Regions from separate parts of the Homo sapiens genome. Here region 1 is linked to region 2. The links are chromatin loops, found by intact Hi-C in ENCODE. Cell type or tissue: HCT116. All regions are shown on one strand. Links, peaks and the distances in the headings refer to the core of each region. The heading gives the core; the rest is flanking DNA.

What was found. Hi-C counts contacts between places; a loop is a spot of excess contacts. Peaks named below come from ENCODE experiments on the same cell type or tissue, not always from the same donor. Only the 100,000 strongest peaks of a DNase experiment are listed, where the experiment ranks them.
Region 1: a loop joins it to region 2, with 5 times the contacts of the local background. A loop is called at or near these places in 4 of 110 quality-filtered maps.

The regions. Positions count from the first base shown.
Region 1 is chr19:9,070,026-9,080,419 of GRCh38, reverse strand. No RefSeq gene overlaps it. Among named protein-coding and RNA genes, the nearest start is that of MUC16, 9.5 kb to the right of the region's middle. RefSeq lists enhancers at 5,432-6,319, 9,178-10,111, 10,112-10,394. In HCT116, for the core only: no CTCF peak of the experiment used is centred there; a DNase peak (open chromatin) is centred at 4,599; H3K4me3 peaks cover 454 bases; H3K27ac peaks cover 1,763 bases.
Region 2 is chr19:9,013,401-9,023,794 of GRCh38, reverse strand. All of the region lies in intron 2 of MUC16 (mucin 16, cell surface associated), which reads left to right. It also overlaps the pseudogene BOLA3P2. Among named protein-coding and RNA genes, the nearest start is that of MUC16, 47 kb to the left of the region's middle. In HCT116, for the core only: no CTCF peak of the experiment used is centred there; DNase peaks (open chromatin) are centred at 5,144 and 5,464; H3K4me3 peaks cover 1,770 bases; H3K27ac peaks cover 2,735 bases.

The DNA.
Region 1 (10,394 bases), core at 888-8,887, 56 kb before region 2:
TGAGCCATAATTGCACCACTGTACTCCAGCCTGGGTGACAGAGCAAGATGCTGTCTAAAATAATAATAATAATAATAAACTTAAGGCCGGGTGTGGTGGCTCACATCTGTAATCCCAGCACTTTGGGAGGCCGAGGCGGGCAGATTACCTGAGGTCAGCAGTTTGGGACCAGCCTGGCCAACATGGCAAAACTCCATCTCTACTAAAAATACAGAAATTCACCAGGCGTGGTGGCGGGCACCTGTAATCCCAGCTACTCGGCAGGTTGAGGCAGGCGAATCGCTTGAACCCAGGAGGTGGAGGTTGCAATGAGCCAAGATCACACCATTGCACTCCAGCCTGGGCGGCAGAGAGAGACTCCATCTCAAAAAACAACAAAAACCTAGACTTGGGTTACTGCAGTTCCCAATGGAGACACACGAGGGCAGAAGAAACACGCAGCGAGGACGTCTCAGGTGCTCCAGTCCCTCGGGCACTTTTCACAGACAGCATCTCCCGCCTAGCACAGACATTTTGCTTAATCCTGGTCCCTTTCCCCACCTGACCTCAGTGCCTTTTGCCACTGGGGAGCCAGAAGCCTATAGCCCAGGGGCTTCCCAAGTTAAGGCACACTGGGAAAGGGTTGAAAGTGGCCTTACGTTTTCCAAATTTCCCACCCCAGCCCCTGGGCTCGGTGAATATCTTCCCACCTAACCCAGGACTGGGGCCATCTGGTTTCTGTTGTCCACAGAGAGATACTGAAGTTATGCAAGAAAAAGAGAGAGAGAAGACCGGACCTGGTGGTTCACGCCTGTAATCCCAGCACTTTGGGAGTCTGAGGCAGGTGGATCACCTGAAGTCAGGCGTTCAAGACCAGCCTGGCCAACATGACGAAACCCCGTCTCTACTAAAAATACAAAAATTAGTCCAGGCGTGGTGGCTCAAACCTGTAATCCCAGCACTTTGGGAGGCCGAGGCGGGCAGTTCAAGAGGTCAGGAGTTCGAGACCAGCCTGACCAACATGGTGAAACCCTGTCCCTACTAAAAATACAAAAATTAGCTGGACATGGTGGTGCACGCCTGTAATCCCAGCTACTCGGCAGGCTGAGGCAGGAGAATCACTTGAACCTGGGAGGTGGAGGTTGCAGTGAGCCGAGATTGCGCCACTACACTCCAGCCTGGGCGACAGAGCGAGACTCCATCTCAAAAAAAAAAAAAAAAAAAAAAAATTAGCCAGGTATGGTGGTGTGTGACTGTAATGCCAGCTATTTGGGAGGCTGAGGCAGGAGAATTGCTTGAACCCGGGAGGTGGAGATTGTAGTGAGCCGAGATCACACCATTGCACTCCAGCCTGGGCAACAAGAGCAAAACTCCGTCTCAAAAAATAAATAAATAAATAAATAAAAAGAAAAGAAAAATGAAAGAGAGAGACAGAGGGAGCGCTACAGAGAGAGACAGAGACAGAGAGATACTGCAGTTATGCAAGAAAAAGAGAGAGGGAGGGAAAGAGAGACAGAGAGATACTGTGACAGGCCAGGTCTCACTAACACAGGCCTCTCTAACAACTGTTTCAGCACTGACTGCGTGGTTAAGTTAAATATTTAAAGATGATAGCGCCAGTGCCCTTAGACAAAGGCTGGAACGTAACAAAAGCACACCAAGAGTTTTGCCCAGGCCTTTCCTGGGCCTTGAAGCATGACAAGATAATGAAGGAATTCTTAATGGACCTGTTTAGGATTAAACAAGTTTTATTGGGAGTCTGAAGAAACTCTCTAGACTCTAAAATTTAGCAGGAGACAAGATAAGGGTAACTATCCCTGGCACCTGGACCCATCTAGATTAAGTAAATTTACTGAGGCTCAGAGGAAGGTCTTCAGGACTCAGACCTTAGTTACAGATTAGGAGAAGTTAATTGGCCTGGTGCAGTGGCTCACGCCTGTAATCCCAGCAGTTTGGGAGGCCAAGGCAGGCAGATCACTTAAGGCCAGGAGTTCAAGACCAGCTTGGCCAACATGGCGAAACCCCATCTCTACTAAAAATACAAAAATTAACCAGGCATGATGGTGCACGCCTGTAATCCCAGCTACTTGGGAGGCTGAGGCAGGGGAATCGCTTGAACCTGAGAGGTGGGGGTTGCAGTGAGCCGAGATTGTGCCACTGCACTCCAGACTGGGTGACAGAGCAAGACTTCATCTCCAAAAATAAATAAATAAATAAATAAATAAATAAATAAAAATTAAACTACAAGCCAGGCACAGTGGCTCGCACCTGTAATCCCAGCACTTTGGTAGGCCGAGGTGGGGGGATCACCTGAGGTCAGGAGTTTGATACCAGCCTGGCCAACATGGTGAAACCCTGTCTCTACTAAAAATACAATAGCTGGGCATGGTGGTGCACGCCTAGATAATCCCAGCTACTCGGGAGGTTGAGGCAGAAGAATCGCTTGAACCTGGGAGGCAGAGGTTGCGGTGAGCCGAGATAGCGCCACTGCACTCCAACCTGGGTGACAGAGTGAGACTCTGTCTCGAAAATAAATAAAACTACAGCAGCCACAAGCACTGACAGAGTCAAGTATCAGGCACCCACAGGACAAGGTGGGACACAGTGTCTACTCATCTGCAGAGTGGGGACCAGGGCAGGATTGGGAGAAGAGAGCCAGGGTAAGGGGGAAGAAACAATATTGACAGAATAATTCTGAAAGATTCTCCCCGCGGCCTGAAAACTTGGGAGGATAAACTTGGGGGGATGAATAACTCCTCCCTTCTCAGGCCCAGTCCCAAGGTGCAAGGCTACTTGCCCCAGCAGCATGCGCCAGCAAGATAGCAGAAGCAGGAAGAGAGATGGCCGGAAGACATGTACCCTGGCCGGAAGACACGTACCCTGGCCGGAAGACATCTACCCTGGCCGGAAGACATCTACCCTGGCCGGAAGACACCTACCCTGGCCGGAAGACATCTACCCTGGCCGGAAGACATCTACCCTGGCCGGAAGACAGCTACCTTGGCCGGAAGACACCTGCCCTGGCCGGAAGACACGTACCCTGGCTGGAAGACATCTACCCTGGCCGGAAGACACATGCCCCTGAAGATCAAGAGACGGGCCATCCGGGTACCATGTAGCAGTTACGTCAGACTGGGACACTTGCTGTTTACGGGAGACTATAAAACCCCTGCCCCGTCCTCACTTGGGGCTGACGCCATTTTAGGCCTCAGCCGTCTGCACCCAGGTGCACATTAAAACAGCGTGTTGCTCCACACCAGCTCATGTTGTTTGTTGGCTTGCTCTCGGGGTTCGAAACGACACAAGAGCCTTACAAATTCCATGCTTGGCTCACTCGGCATTTCCTTAACAGATGTTCATTCAGTGCCTGCATGCTTGACAAGCCCCAGGTCTGAGAATACAACGGATCAGTGAATGAACCAACATGCAAAAATCCCTGACATTCTAGTGTTAAGAGTCTACAGGTAGAATAAATAAGTAAATTTAAAAAGATGTTAGATCCCTTTTCTTTTTGAGACAGGGTCTTGCTGTGTTGACCAGGCTGGAGTGCAGGGGCACAATCATAGTAAGGGAGGACACCACCCCTCATATTATGCCCAATTTCTGCCTCCAAAGAAAGAAGAAGTAAAAACTAAATGGCAGAAATCAAATCCATAGGCAGACAGCCCGGCACCGCACCCTGGGCCTGGTTAAAGATCGACCCCTGACCTAACCGGTTATGTTATCTATATATTCCAGATACCTCAAGGAAAAGGTAATTATTTGATTCAAGACCTTCAAAACGAGGCCAGGTGTGGTGGCTCACGACTGTCATCTCAGCATTTTGGGAGGCCAATGCAGTAGGATCACTTGAGGTCAGGAGTTCGAGACCAGCCTGGGCAACACAGCAAGAACCTGTCTCTTTTGAGTTTTTTTGTTTGTTTGTTTGTTTTGTTTTTGAGATGGAGTTTTGTTCTTGTCGCCCAGGCTGGAGTGCAATGGCATAATTTCGGCTCACTGCAACCTCCACCTCCTGGGTTCAAGTGATTCTCCTGCGTCAGTCTCCTGAGTAGCTGAGACTACAAGCGTGCACCACTACGCCTGGCTAATTTTTTTGTATTTTTAATATAGACGGGGTTTCACCATTTTGGCCAGGCTGGTCTGGAACTCCGGACCTCAGGTGATCCACCCACCTCGGCCTCCTAAAGTACAGAGATTACAGGCATGAGCCACCGCACCCGGCCAAGACCCTGTCTCTGAAAATAATTTTTAAAAATTAGCCGGGTGCCTACAGTCCCAGCTACTCAGGAGGCCAAGGTTGGAGGATCGATTGGGCCCAGGAGTTGGAGGCTACAGTAAACTATGATCGCATCACTGCCCTTCACCTAGGGGCAGAGTGAGACCTTGTCTCAAAGAAGAAAGACCTTCGAAAATGAAACAGGGAACCAGAAGGAGGGCAAGGTGGCAGCCAGGGCAAAATCCCTATGATGAGGGCATGCGGCTATGTGCAAGGAATTGCTCTGAGAATAAAGATGGGGACATTCTAGCCGAGCTAAAGAATGATCCATTTACTTATCATTGTAAGAAAATTGGAGCCGTTCCCAGAGATGACTAAGACCTAGGCCTGCAAAGTGTGAAGCCTGCAGGGAGGTGGGGGAAGGAGGCGAAGAACAAAGAACGCAAGGGGGGCCGAGTGAGTCATGGGCAGTGGGAACGGCGGTGCGGTGCATGGCTGGGTGCAGATAATTACCCTCGGGTAGCAGCCAGGCCCAGGTGGGGTGGGTGTCAGCAGGAGATGGACAGAGACCTCCCTCCGCTTCAGAAAGTAAAACCGGTGTTGCCCCAGCCTGGAACTCCCCCAGGAGAGTTGGAATCCTGCCCATCCCCTCCCCTCTTCCTCCAGTCTTTTCTTCCAGCTCAGGCCTGAGCTTTAAAAATCTTGCTTCCCAGCCACGGCCAAGACACGTCCCTGCCTCCCCCAGCAGAATGCAGATTTCAGGTGTCATTCATGAACTATTTAAGGGTTTCTGGAATGTTAGATTTGCCTGCTAGTCTGGGAGTCTTGGAGGGGGAGACCAGCTGTCACACGTCCTGCCCATGGCCGTGATTGGAGCACCCGGCAAGCTTAGGAGACAATGTTCACATGGACAGACTTTCTCTCTGAATGCCTTTGTCAGAGATGTTTAAACCAGAGTGACTCCATCTTGTGTAGGGGCTGGGTAAAATAAGGCCAAGACCTGCTGGGCTGTGTTCCCAGACAATTAAGGCATTCTAAGTCACAGGATGAGATAGGAGGTCAGCACAAGATGCAGGTCATAAAGACCTTGCTGATAAAACAGGTTGCAAAAAGAAGCCAGTCAAAACCCACCAAAACCAAGATGGCCCCAATAGTGACCTCTGGTTGTCCTCACTGCTACACTCCCATCAGTGTCACTGAGTCAGGAAAACAAGGTCTGGAGGCCAAGAATATAAGGTCGATTCACACTTCACCTATGGCAGGAAGGGCGGAAGCCAAGTCAATGACTGTAACCTTACTTCATCCTCTCCATTTACATAGGGCGTACCCCAAGTAAAGGGTATTTAAACTCCGAAAAATTCTGTAATGGGGACTTTGAGCCCCTATGCTCCAGCCCACTCCCACACTGTGGAGTGTGCTTTCATTCTCAATAAATCCCTGCCTCTGGCTGGGGCGCGGTGGCTCACACCTGTAATCCCAGCACTTTGGGAGGCCGAGGCAGCCGGATCACCTGAGGTCGGGAGTTCACCTGAGGTTGGGAGTTCGAGACCAGCCTAACCAACATGGAGAAACCCCGACTCTACTAAAAAAAAATACAAAATTAGCCGGGCATGGGGGTGCATGCCTATAATCTCAGCTGCTCGGAAGGCTGAGGCACGAGAATCACTTGAACCCGGGAGGCGGAGGTTGCGGTGAGCCAAGATTGCACCATTGCACTCCAGCCTGGATGACAGAGGAAGACTCCGTCTCAAAAAAAAAAAAAAAAAAAAAAAATCCCTGCTTCTGCCTTCCTTGCTTTTGCTTTGTTGGTGTGTTTTGTCCAATTCTTTGTTTGGGATGCCAAGAACCTGGACACCTTCTACCAGTAACACCATGACAGTTTACAGATGCCATGGCGACACCAGGAAGTTACCCCAGATGCTCTAAAAAGGTGAGGCATGAATAATCCTCCCCTTCTTTAGCATATTATCAAGAAATAACCATAAAAATGGGCAACCAGCAGCCCTTGGGGCTGCTCTGTCTATGGAGTAGCCATTCTTTTATTCCTTTACTTTCCTAAAAACTTGCTTTCACTTTACAGACTTGCCTGAGATCCAAGAGCCCTCTCTTGGGGTTTGGATTGGGACCCCTTTCCTATGACACCTTGCGGCCCGGAAAGACTTTCTCTCCCAGTGCCCTGGGGTCAGGCACAGGGCCGCAGCTTTCCCATAGAGAGCCCAGGAATATTTGCATTACCAGGAGAGAGTCAGGTTTCAGCGAGAATCTGAGGAAAATCCTCCAGAGAGTATCTAAAACGAGGTGAGGAAAGGGGAAAAGGCATTTTCCTTTAGGACGAACCTGAATTCCTTAGGATACAGCTGGTGAACAATAACATCTGTAACTCCCTCCTAGGTTTTTCAAAGGGAAGGAAGGAAGGTAGAAGGCCCTCTTGAGAAATGTCTTTTTTTTTTTAAGGGACCAGGTCTCCCTCTGTTGCCCAGGTTGAAGTACAGTGGCGCTATCATAGCTGACTGCAGCCTTGAACTCCTGGGTTCAAGCAAATCCTCCCACCTCAGCCTCCCAAGTAGCTAAGACTACAGGCAAGTGATTCTCCTGCCTCAGCCTCTCAAGGATTGCAAGCACCAGCCAAAAAGCCCAGCTAATTTTTGTATTTTTTGTAGAGATGGGGTTTCACCATATTGGCCAGGCTGGTCTCGAACTCCTGACTTCAGGTGATCCACCCTCCTTGGCCTCCTAAAGTGCTGGGATTTTCCCTTAACAAGCATCTATGGGTCGGGCGCGGTGGCTCACACCTGTAATCCCAGCACTTTGGGAGGCTGAGATGGGAGGATCACTTGAGCCCAGGACTTCAAGTTCATCCTGGGGAACATATATAGTGAGATTCGGTGTCTACAGAAAACTTTTTTTTTTTTTTTTTTTTAGACAGAGTCTCACTTTGTCGTCCAGGCTGGAGTGCAGTGGCACAATCTTGGCTCATTGCAATCTCTGTCTCCCAGGTTCAAGAGATTTTCCTGTCTCAGCCTCCCAAGTAGCTGGGATTACAGGCGCGCGCCACCACCCCCAGCTAATTTTGTATTTTTGGTAGAGACGGAGTTTCACCATGTCGGCCAGGCTGGTCTCAAACTCCTGACCTCAGGTGATCCGCCCGCCTCGGCCTCCCAAAGTGCTGGGATTACAGGCATTTGCCACTGCACCCGGCTTCTACAAAAAAATTTAAAAATTAGTCAAACGTGATGGCACATACCTATATAGTCCCAGCTACTTGGGAGGCTGAGGTGGGAGGATGGCTTGAACCCAGGAGGTAGAGGCTGCAGTGAGCCACTGCACCCCAGCCTGGGCGACAGAATGAGATCCCATCTCAAACATATAACCATAAACTTTGGATGTTAAGCATTTGCTGGAAAAAAAGAAAAAAGATAAATTAAAACAAAAAAATCCCCCATAAACTAAATGCCATGATATTTAAATACAAATCAAGTAATTCTGATGAAAGTTATGGCCAAGACATTTTACATTCTTTTTTTCAAAATCAGTCTTCAAAATCTCATCTCATGTGTATTTTACATGCACCACACATCTCTTCTGGTTTTTGTTTTGTTTTGTTTTGTTTTTGAGACAGAGTCTCTCTCTGTTGCCCAGGCTGGGGTGCAGTGGCACAATCTCAGCTCACTGCAACCTCTGCCTCCCGGGTTCAAGCGATTCTCCTGCCTCAGCCTCCCAAGTAGGTGGGATTACACACATGCGACACCATGCCCAGCTAATTTTTGTATTTATAGTAGAGATGAGGTTTTGCCATGTTGGTCAGGCTGGTCTCCAACTCCTAACCTCAGGTGATCCACCCACCTTGGCCTCCCAAAGTGCTGGGATTACGGGCGTGAGCCACCGTGCCCGGCCATAATAATACTTTTTTTTTCATTAAAAAAAAAAAAACTAAAAACAAGAAGGCTGGGCACGGTGGCTCATGCCTGTAATCCCAGCACTTTGGGAAGCTGAGGTGGGCAAATCACGAGGTCAGGAGTTCGAGACCATCCTGACCAATATGGAGAAACCCCATCTGTATTAAAAATACAAAAATTAGCCAGGCGTGGTGGCACGCGCTTGTAATCCCAGCTACTCGGGAGGCTGAGGCAGGAGAATCACTTGAACCTGGGAGACGGAGCTTGCAGTGAGCTGAGATTGCGCCACTGCACTCTGGCCTGGGCGACAGAGCGAGACTCTGTCTCAAAATAAATAAATAAGAAAAAAGAAAGAAAAATGAGGCTCAGAGAGGTTAGGTGACTTCCCCAAGGTCACACAGCAGGATGGAAACCCACACCTTCCTGTCCCTTGTCCACTCCCCTAGGCTTTGTGCCTCACTGGCTTCAGGGAGAGCAGCCATGTCATAAAACAGGTTCTGCCATGGGCCCTCAGCCTGGTTGTCCATGACACCAGCACTGACTGGAGGCCTGGTTCTCTGAGCCCCAGTTTGCTTTCGTGCAAAATGACTTTGCAATAGGCTGTGCCTTCCCTCGGGTATGGTGAGAAATTAAATTGTTAAATAAATTCCCAGGAATAAGGACAGGAAGTGTAGAGTTTCTTTCTTTTCCTTCTTTTTTTTTTTTTTTTTTTTTTTTTTTTTTTCTGAGATGGGGTTTCACTCTTGTTGCCCAGGCTGGAGTGCAATGGTGCGATCTTGACTGGTCTGGTCTGATGGTCTGGGTGGTGTCAGCTGATCCATCGAGTGCAGGGTCTGCAAACTATCTCAAGCACTGATTTTAGGTTTTACAATAGTGATGCTACCTCTGGGAGCAATCTGGGGACGTTCAGACTCTTGGACCCAGAGGCTGCATGACTCCTAAACTGTAATTTCTAATCTTGTAGCTAATTTGTTAGTCCTGCAAAGGCAGACTGGTTCCCAGGCAAGAAGTGGGTCTTTTAGGGAAAGGGCTGTTATCAGTTTTGTTTCAGAGTCAAACCATCAGCTGAATTCCTTCCCAAAGTTAGTTTGGCCTAAGCCCAGGAATGAACAAGGACAGCTTAAAGGTTAGAAGCATTTTAGAACTTTAAAGAGGGCCGGGTGTGGTGGCTCACGCCTGTAATCCCAGCACTTTGGGAGGCCAAGGAGGGCTGGTCACCTGAGGTCGGGAGTTCAAGACCAGTCTGACCAACATGGTGAAACCCCGTCTCTACTAAAAATACAAAAATTATCTGGGCGTCGTGGTGCACGCCTGTAATCCCAGCTACTCCGGAGGCTGAGGCAGGAGAATCGCTTGAATCTGGGAGGTGGAGTTTGAGGTGAGCCGAGACTGTGCCATTGCAGTCTAACCTGGGTGACAAGAGCGAAACTGTCTCAAAAAAAAAAAAAAAAAAAATTAGGCCGGGCGTGGTGGTTGAAGCCTGTAATCCTAGCACTTTGGGAGGCTGAGGCGGGTGGATCACCTGAGGTCAGAAGTTCAAGACCAGCCTGGCCAACATGGTAAAACCCCGTCTCTACTAAAAATACAAAAATTAGGTGGGCACAGTGGGGGGTGCCTGTAATCCCAGCTACTAGGGAGGCTGAGGCAGGAGAATCGCTTGAACCTGGGAGGTGGAGGTTGCAGTGAGCCGAGATCGTGCCACTGCACTCCAGCCTGGGCGACAGAGTAAGACCTTGTCTCCAAAAAAAAAAAAAAAGGAGGTTTCAAACTCTGGCACCAGGCTCCAGAAACTGTACGCTTAATCACTGGGCTTATTTGGTGGGGGGGCGGCTATGATGTAGGTAGTACATGCATTAGAATTTGTGGCGACCACCCAAACCCGGGGTATCCATTTCCCTTTGGCCTGACCCTGGGGTCCCAGCTTATGGAACACAGAGCAGGTGTTTACTTCAGCAGGAGCTGAGCAGTCCCAACACCCCTCCTCCTCCTCCATTCTGAGCACCTCTCCTCCACCCTCCAGGACCTTTTCCGTGATCACTGGGGGAAGACAATGGAATGGCAGCTTAGGGACAAAGGGAGAGCTCAGTTACTAATGCCACTTCTGGGCAGGGTTCCTGCATTCCTTAGGGGGGAAGGGAGCAACCGCTGCTGGATTCCCCGTGGGTTCAAGGAGCTGGAGGACCCAGGAGCCTAAATCTCTGCTCAGATCCTCTGAGCTCTGAGTCTGGTTTTCCCAAAAAACTAGATGGTTTTCCTTAAAAAAAAAAAAAGTTACCAGACACAAGTCAGCCGTGCCCCCGGGA
Region 2 (10,394 bases), core at 737-8,736:
CCACCTCCTGGGTTCAAGTGATTCTCCTGCCTCAGCCTCCCGAGAAGCTGGGTTTACAGGTGCATACCACCACACTCAGCTAATTTTTGTATTTTTAGTAGAGACAGGGTTTTGCCATGTTGGCCAGGCTGGTCTCGAACTCCTGACCTTGTGATCCATCCACCTTGGCCTCCCAAAGTGCTGAAATTACAGGTGTGAGCCACCGCACCCGGCCGCCCGGCTAATTTTTTAACTTTCTGTAGAGATGGGGGTCTTGCTATGTTGCCCAGGCTGGTCTCAAACTTCTGGGTTCTACTGATCCTCCCACCTCGGCTCTCCAAAGTGCTGGGATTACAGGCATGAGCCACCGTGCCAGCCCAGATGTGCCTTTGAAACCTCTGTTTTTCAGGTTCCATTGCCTGGGGAGGATAAAAGCAAACAGATTTAGTAATTGCAAATAATTGCAAGAAAATATTTCCTTGGCCCTGCCCCACTCCTGCTTTTCTGAAGTCTCTCAAAGTCTCCCCCAGGGTGACTGCAGGTGTCTCGCACCCTCTCACAGATAAACATGCTTGATGCCACTTCACCAGCTTTGCTGGAAGGGCACCGGGAGTCCTCATTTCAGCCTCACAGCAATGCTGCAAAGTAGGTGCTGTCATTACCCATTTCAAATGCACAAAACACTGAAGTCACTGCCCAAGACGGCACACCTGGGAACTGGTGGAGTTGTCATTTTTTTTTCTTTCTTTTCTTTTTTTTTTTTGAGACGGAGTCTCCTCTGTCGCCCAGGCTGGAGTGCAGTGTGCGATCTCGGCTCACTGCAAGCTCCACCTCCCGAGTTCAAGCAATTCTCCTGCCTCAGCCTCCTGAGTAGCTGGGATTACAGGCACCCGCCACCACAACCAGCTAAGTTTTGTATTTTTAGTAGAGACGGTGTTTCACCATGTTGGCCAGGCTGGTCTCAAACTCCTGACTTTGTGATCCACTGGCCTTGGCCTCCCAAAGTGCTGGGATTACAGGTGTGAGCCACTGCGCCCGGCCTATCATTCCCATCTTTATGTCTGTGTGTACTCAGTGTTTAGCTCCTTAGAGGTGAAAACACGTGGTATTTGGTCTTCTGTTTTGCATTAATTCACTTAGAATAATGGTCTTTGATTTAAACCCAGTGTGTCTGGTTCCCTAGCTTGTGCTTAAAACCCCACCTCAATAAATCATTAGCCCAGGTTGATGGGACAGAAAGCAGGTCAGAAGAAGGAAGGGCATAGCCATGTGAGAAGTGAAGCCCTTTGGGGATTTGAACTCAGGTGAATCTGACTTCAAAGCCATGTATACTCTTATTTTCCCCCTTTTGAAGGTGAAATTAGAATTTGTATGCAGTAACATGCAAAAATGCAAGGGATTTCCCCCAAAATCTTATCATAAAAAATTCAAACATAGAAATAATTTTGCAGGCCAGGTGCAGTGGCTCATGCCTGTAATCCCAGCACTTTGGGTGGGGGTCAAGGTGGGAGGATCACTTGAGCCCAGGAGGTCAAGGATGCAGTGAACTATGATTGTGTCACTGCACTCAGAGCCCGGGTGACAGAGTGAGACCCTGTCTCACAAAAGAAGAAAGAAGAAGGAGGAGGACGAGGAAGGAAGGAAGAAGGAAGAAGAGGAAGAGGTTTCAGAAAGAGAAAGAGAGAAAGAAAGAAAGAAAAAGAAAGAGAGAGACAGAAAGAAAGAAAGAAGAAAGAAAGAGAAAGAAAGAAGAAAGAAAAGAAGGAAGAGGAGAAGGAGAAGAAGAAGGAGAAGAAGGAGAAGGAGGAGGAGGAAGAGGCGGCGGCGGTGAAGCAGGAGGAGAGTAGTTCCAGATTAGGCTGGGCAATGGAGCGAGACCTTATTTCTACAAAAAAGTAAAAAATTAGCTGGGCGTGGTAGTGCATGCTTGTAGTCCCAGCTACTTAGGAGGCTGAGATGGGAGGATTGCTTGAGCCCAGGAGGTCAAGGGTGCAGTGAACTATGATTGTGCCACTGCACGCCACAGACTGGGCAACATAGCAAGACCTTGTCTCTAAAAGTAAATAAATAAATAAATATAAAAGTAAACAAAAAGTTCTTCACGCAGAGCATTAACTAGAGGTCAGTATTCACGTATAGAATTTTATCTTTTGAGGTCAAGTTTATACTCAATTAAATGCACAGACCTCAAGTGTACGTTGGCTAAGTTTGGACAAATGCAAACATCTGTCTAACCCAAATCCCTACTAAGATATAGAACATCAGCATCACCACAGAAAGATATAGAATACTATCCTCCTCTATTTTTCCCTTTATATGGAGGTATAATTTATACTCACGAAAATCCACACATCTTAAGTGCTCAATAAACTGTTCTGAGAGCCATAGCTTTTAGCCACCGGACTATACTTGAAGTCATGTCTCTTCTTGATAACCGGACTTTTCTTTAGTCTAGACTCTTTTGGCCGGGCACAGCGGCTCATGCTTGTAATCCCAGCACTTTGGGAGGCCGAAGAGGGCAGACCACCTGAGGTCAGGAGTTTGAGACCAGCCTGGCCAACATGGTGAAACCCTGTCTCTACTAAACACACAAAAAATTACCTGGGCATGGTGGCGGGTGCCTGTAATCCCAGCTACTCAGGAGGCTGAGGCAGGAGAATTGCTTGAACCCGGGAGGCGGAGGTTGCAGTGAGCCGAGATCATGCCACTGCACTGTAGCTTGGAGGGCAGAGTGAGACCCTGTCTCAAAAAAAAAAAAAAAAAAAGACTCTTTGGTATTGACATCAATCAGTGGTTCTCAATTAGGAGAGATTTTGCCCCCAGGGGACAGTTGGCAATATCTGGAGACATTCTGGTTGTCATACCTGGGAAGTGGAGTGAGGCTGAGGCAGGAGAATAGCTTGAACCCAGGAGCTGGAGGTTGCAGTGAGCTGCAATCGCACCACTGCACTCCAGCCTGGGTGACGGAGCGAGACTCCATCTCAAAACAAAAATGAAAACAAAACAAAGGGGTACAGAAAATACAAGGCATCTGCTTTGTTCATCTCTCTTTTTTTGTTTGTTTTGTTTTAAGAGATGGGGTCTCGCCCTGTCACCCAGGCTGGAGTGCAGTGGTGTGATCATAGCTCACTGCAGCTTCCAACTCCTGGGCACAAGCGATCCTCCTTTCTCAGCCTCTCAAGTAGCTGGGACTACAGGTAACACTGTGCCTGTCTAAATTTTTTATTTTTTTATTTTGTAGAGACAGGATCTCACTATGTTGCCCAGGCTGGTCTTGAACTCCTGGGCTCAAATAATTCTCCTGTCTCAGCCTCCCAAATAGCTAGGACTTCAGGCTGGTGCCACCACACCTGGCTAAGTTTTTTATTTGTTTAGAGATGGGGTCTCACGATGCTACCCAGTCTGGTCTTGAACTCCTGGCCTCAAAGAGATCCTCTAGCATCAGCCTCCTGAATCTTGTTCTCCTCTCTCTCTCTCTCCTTTTCTCTTTTTTTCCTTTGAGACAAGGTCTTGCTCTGTTGCCCAGGCTGGCGTGCAGTGGTGCGATCTCGGATCACTGCAACCTTCATTTCCTGGACTCAAGCAATCCTCCCACCTCAGCCTTCCGAGTAGCTGGGACTACAGGCACACACCACAAAACCTGGCTAATTTTTTTTTCGTTGTTTCCTTTAATTAACATCTAAATAGATTACACATCTTCTATAATTATAATATGGAAATGTATACGAGCAAAATATACAAATTTTTTGGTAAATGCCTAGGGAAGAATGGTGTCAGTCAAGTTCATCCAAGGTCTTAAGCAGCAGCATCTATGCAGCCAGGGTGTGCTGAGCGTTTGGGGACAGAGGTAAATATCCGCAATCCATGCATCACTTTGATTTCTTCTTGTAGTGACTGATTCACTATTTGGTGCTGCTGAATAGTTCTCTCCTCCTTAACTTCTTCTGATTCAATTTTAATTTCATACATGACCCCACAACCTCTTGAAATGTCAGTGACTTTGATAGCTGTAGCTCGAGGAAACTTTTCTTTTTTCTTTTTTTCCTTTTTTTTTTTTTTTTTGACGTTGTCTCACTCTGTCACCCAGGCTGGAGTGCAGTGGCACCATCTCGGCTCACTGCAACCTCTGCCTCCCAAGCTCAAGCGATTCTGTCTCACCCTCCCGAGTAGCTGGGATTACAGGTGCCCGCCACCATGCCTGGCTAATTTTTGTATTTTTAGTAAAGACGGGGTTTCACCATGTTGGCCAGGCTGGTCTTGAACTCCTGACCTCGTGATTCACCCGACTTCGCCTCCCAAAGTGCTGGAATTACAGGCGTGAGCCACCGCGCCCGGTGAGGAAACTTGTTTTGAGAATTTGGGTCATTCTGAGCTCCCCCTCAGTCTGGGAGGCAAACATCCAATGGACACAGTGAAGAGGATGCCCACGGATCGCGGAGCAGAGGTGCTGCGGCGGCCGGGCTCCATGCTGCTATGCCCGGCCCACCTAATTAAAAAAAAAATTTTTTTTTGTAGAAACGGGGTCTCACTATGTTGCCCACGCTGGTCTTGAACTCCTCCCAGGCTCAAGCAATCCTCCAGTCTCAACCTCCCAAAGGGTTGGGATTACAAGCATGAGCCGCCACACCCGGCCTTGTTCTTCTCTTCTCTTTTTTTTTTTTTTGAGATCCTTGCTCTGTCACCCAGTCTGGAGTGCAGTGGGCCGATCTCGGCTCACTGCAACCTCTGCCTTCCAGGTTCAAGTGATTCTCCTGCCTCAGCCTCCCAAGTAGCTGGGATTACAGGCATGCGCCACCACGCCCGGCTAATTTTTTGTGTCTTTAGTAGAGACGGGGTTTCACCATGCTGGCCAGGCTGGTCTCGATCTGCTGACCTCAGGTGATCTGCTCCCCTTGGCCGTCCAAAGTGTTGGGATTACAGGCGTGAGCCACTGCGCCCGGCCTTGTTCCTTCTCTTTATCCCCAGCGCTTGGTCCCTGGTGAATGGTCAATATATGAATAAATCATTCAACAAACTTTTTTTTTTTTGTCTGTGTGACACACCTATCATAGTCAGGTACCCTCTTCATATTCACACACTAGAGAGAGTTATAAGAGATGAAAACACAGATACGCGATCCTGTGGTCAAACGATTTTACAAGGAAGTTACAAGGTGCTTTGGGAACAGGGCGGGGAGCTCTGCTTTCTGTCTGGGGAGGGAGGTAGGGGAGGCCTGGAGAGAATTAGGGGACACAGAATCAGGTAAAGGGAAGGAGGGTAATTCCGGCACAGGGAACGGCCGAGGCAAAGGCTTCGGGGTGAGAAGCGAAGTCATACGTTAGTCCAATGCAGGCCGGGTCCCGGCTCAAGGTGGGCCTTCAACGCCAGGCTGCAGCGTTTGGACTTGGTCCCGAGGGCGGTGAGAAGGCACTGAAGAATTCGGACCGGGGCGGGGCATGGCCGGTGTTGCATTTTTGAAAGGTCACTCTGTTGGCTGGGCGGGCGGAGGGGAACTGGAGGAGGGTGGAGCTGGTGGTAGAAGATGAATATGAGTAAAGAAGCTATTTCGGGAAGGCAGGCAGAGAGAGAGGATGAGGGCATGAACAGAGGTGAGGCAGTGGGCCGAGTCATTACTTAGAAGGGGTCGAGCACTGTGGCTCACGCCTGTAATCCCAGCACTCTGGGAGGCTGAGTCGGGTGGATCACTTAAGGTCAGGAGTTCAAGACCAGCCTGGCCAACGTGGTGAAACCCCATCTCTACTAAACACACACACACACACACACACACACACACACACACACACACTAGCCAGGCATAGTGGCGCACGCTTGTAATCCCAGCTACTCAGGAGGTTGAGACAGGAGAATCACTTAAACCTGGGAGGCAGAGGTTGCAGTGAGCCGAGATTGGCCCACTGCACTCCAGCCTGGGTGACAGAGCAAGACTTCGTCTCAAAAAAAAAAAAAAAACAACTTTTTGTTGCAATGTAACAGACACAAGTAAAGTGTGCACAAAATGCCTGAATCTTAAGTGCGTGTCAATGAATTTTTACATATGTGTAACCATTGCACACCACGATGTAAAATGTTCCCTTCCTCTATTATTTTTTTTAATTTTAATTTTATTTTTTGAAACGGAGTCTCATACTAGCACCCAGGCTGGAGTACAGCGAGGCAGTCATGGCTTACTTCAGCCTCAACCTCCTGGGCTCAAGCAGTCCTCATGTCTCAGCCTCCAGGGTAGCTGGCACGACAGATGTGCACCACCACTCCTGGCTAATTTTTTTTTTTATTATTTTTAGTGGGGCCATCTCACTATGTTGCCCAGGCTGGTCTCGAACTCCTGAGCTCAAGTGATCCTCTTGCCTCAGCCTCCCAAAGTCCTGGGATTACAGACATAAGCCACCTGCGGCCCATTTTTTCTAGAACAGGATTTCTCAGCCTTGGCGCTTTTGACATTAGAAGCTGGGTAATACTTTGTTGTAAGGGGCTGTCCTGTGTGTTGTAGGATGTTTAGCAGCATCTCTGGCCTCCACCTATTAGACACCAGTAGCACCCCTTCTCTCTCAGTTAAAACAACATCTTTAGACGTTGCCAAATGGCAGCTGGGAGGCACAATTGCCCTCACTTGAAAACCACTGCTGGCCGGGTGCGGTGGCTTACGCCTGTAATCCCAGGACTTTGGGAGGCCGAGGCGGGCAGATCACGAGGTCAGGACATCAAGACCATCCTGGCTAACACGGTGAAACCCTGTCTCTACTAAAAATACAAAAAATTAGCCAGGTGTGGTGGCAGGCGCCAGTAGTCCCAGCTACTGGGGAGGCTGAGGCAGGAGAATCACTTGAACCCGGGAGGCAGAGCTTGCAGTGAGCTGCGATCACGCCACTGCCTCCAGCCTGAGCGACAGAGTGAGACTCCGTCGCAAAAAAAAAAAAGAAAAGAAAACCACTGCTGTAGAAAGCTCCTTCAAACCCCTTTTCCAGACAGACAGTGCCCCCATCCTCAGAACACCCTTTTTTTTTTTTTTTTTTTTTTTTGAGGTGGAGTCTTGCACTGTTTCCCAGGCTGGAGTGCAATGGTGCAATCTTGGCTCACTGCAGCCTCCGCCTCCCGGGTTCGAGCAATTCTCCTGCCTCAGCCTCCTGAGTAGCTGGGATTACAGGTGCACGCCATCATGCCCAGCTAATTTTTTTTTTTTTTGTATTTTTAGTAGGGATGGGGTTTCACTATGTTGGCCAGGCTGGTGTCGAACTCCTGACCTCGTGATCTGCCCGCCTTAGCCTTCCAAAGTGCTGGGATTACAGGCATGAGACATCACGCTCCACCTCAGAACACTCTTTTGGCTTCTTTCCCCTCAATTCCTCTTGCCTGTCCTTGAACACATTGCAAATGGAAACATACAGGGCCCAGCTGTGCAATCTTGTGTGAGTTATGTAATTTCTTTGTGCCTCAGTTTCCACCACTGTAAAATGGGTCAATGAAACGCACCACTTCACAGAGAAACCTCGAGAATGAAGAGCCATTCACTTCTGGGAAGGGCGTGGCTCAGAGAAAATATTGAACTCACGTCATTTGTGGATGCTGTGATTTAATGTCAGTGTCCTTTCTTCTGGTTTCGCGGATGGATGCCTGGGAAACACTAAGTTCTCGGTAAACACTTTTAGGGTCATGTTCATTTCTTCTACTGTGGGGATTTGAACCTAGACTACCTCCAGCTCCCCTGTCATTCCCTTGTGATTTTTTTTTTTTTTTTTTTAGAGAGATGGGGTCTCACTATATTGCCCAGACTGGTCTCGAACTCCTTGCCTCAAGCAATCCTCCCATCTCGGCCTCCCAAAGTGCTGGGATTACAGGCATGAGCCACCATGCCTGGCTTTTTTTTTTTTTTTTTTTTTTTTTGAGACAAGGTCTCACTCTGTCACCCAGGCTGGATGGAGTGCAGAGGTGTGATCTTGGCTCACTGCAGTCTCCACCTCCCAGGCTCAGGCCATCCTGCCACCTCAGGCTCCTGAGTAGCTGAGACTACAGGTGAGCACCACCATGCCTGGCTAATTTTTGTATTTTATTTTTTGTAGATATGGAGTCTCATTATGTTGCCCAGGCTGGTCTCAAACTCTTGGGCTCAAGCAATCCTCTAGGCTCGGCTTCCCAAGGTGCTGGGATTACAGGCATAAGCCACCATGCCCAGTGTCCCCTGTGACTTCTAAGCCTGACAATCCAGGCTGGTCTGTTCTCCTACGTGGAAACCCCCATCTTATTAAGAAATGCCAACAGCTTTTCTGAGTTTCCTCTAGTTCCACCTTTTCCATGATGTTTGCCCTGGGAGACTCTCCCGTGCCATTGAAATCCACTCCCTGGCCGGGTGCGGTGGCTCACGCCTGTAATCCCAACACTTTGGGAGGCTGAGGCAGGTGGATCACTTGAGGACGGGAGTTCGAGACCAGCCTGGCCAACATGGGGAAACCCCGTCTCTACCAAAAATACAAAAGTGAGCCGGACATGGTGGCAGGTGCCTGTAACCCCAGCTACTCGGGAGGCTGAGGCAGGAGAATCGCTTGAACCCAGGAGGCAGAGGTTGCAGTGAGCCGAGATGACACCACTGCACTCCAGCCTGGGTGACAGAGCAAGGCTCCGTCTCAAAAAAAGAAAAAAAAAAAAGCTCAGACAAACAAACCCCACTGCACCTTGCTGTTTAGTGATAACTGTGGGTTTCTCCTCCTGCTCTCTGACCCTGCCTCCTCTGTCTCCGCCACTTATCTCTCTCCCTTTTCTCTACTCAGCAGCGTCCCTCAGCCCTCTGTCTCACTCGGCCAGCACCACCCAGCCCTGACGTCTCTTCTTTGCCCCTAGCGATGTTATCACATAAGCAAAGCTGGCTCAGGCCGGGTCAGTCTGGGGATAGCAGGAGACAGAGGTTGCCTTGCTTCGTCTTTGATTCTGCTGTGGTCCTCTCCATTTTCCCACAAGGGGCAGGCAGACCTTTGAGAAGAGAGCACCCAGAAATCTGTACACTTCTCCCCCAGTTCCTTTTTTAAAAAACTTTTAGGTTCAAGGGTACATGGGAAGGTTTGTTACAAAGGTGAACTCATGTCACGGGGGTGTGTTGTACAAATTATTTCATCATCCAAGTTTTTTTTTAATTTTTAAAAAAATTTTTTTGAGACAGAGTTTTGCTCTTGTTGCCCAGGCTGGAGTGCAATGGTGTGATCTCGGCTCACTGCAACCTCCGTCTCCCGGGTTCAAGCGATTCTCCTGCGTCAGTCTCCCGAGTTCTGCGACTACAGGAATGCGCCACCATGCCTGGCTAATTTTAGTAGTTTTAGTAGAGATGGGGTTTCACCATGTTGGCCAGGCTGGTATCGAACTCCTGACTTCAGGTGATCCACCTGCCTTGGCCTCCCAAAGTACTGGGATTACAGGCATGAGCCACCGCACCCGGCCAATAGGTAATTTTTCAACCCTCACTCTTCCTCCTACCCTCCCTTTTTTTGGAGTTCCCAGTGCCTATTATTTCCATCTTTGTGTCCATGTATACTCATTGTTTAGCTCCCACTTTTAAGTGAGAACACATGGTATTTTACATCCTGTTTCTGAGTTATTTCACTTAGGATAATGACCTCCATCTCCACCATGTTGCTGCAAAGGACATGATTTCATTCTTTTTTATGGGTGTATAGTATTCCATGGCGTATACTTACCACATTTACTTTATTCATTCATCCACTGATGGACACTTATTCCACAACTTTGCTTTTGTGTATAGTACTGCAATAAACATACAGGTGCAAGTGTATTTTAGATAAGACAATTTCTTTTCCTTTGGGCAGATTTTTTTCCCTTTGAGCAGTAGTGGGATTGCTGGGTTGAATGGTAGTTCTATGTTTCATTCTTTGGGAAATCTTCATACTGTTTTCCATAGGGGCTGAACTAATTTACATTACCACCAACAGTCAGAGGCTATTTTATTTTATTTTTTTTGAGAGAGAGTCTTACTCTGTTGCCCAGGCTGGATCTCGCTCACTGCAACCTCCCCCTCCTAGGTTCAAGTGATTCTTCTGCCTCAGCCTCCTGAGTAGCTGGGATTACAGGCGTGCACCACCATGCCTGGCTAATTTTTTTGCATTTTTAGTAGAGATGAGGTTTCACCCTGATGGCCAGGCTGGTCTCGAGCTCCTGGCCTCAAGCAATCCACTTGCCTTGGCCTCCCAAAGTGCTGTGATTATAGGCGTGAGCCATTGCACCCGGCCTAATTTTTTAAAACATACTTTAAAAACATTTATTTATTTATTTATTTATAATTTCCACTTTTATTTTAGATTCAGGAGGTACAAATTATGTTCAGGTTTGTTACATGGGTATATTCTATGACGCTGAGGTTTGGGGTACGAATGCACCTGTCTCCCAGATACTATGCATAGTACTCAATAGGTGGGTTT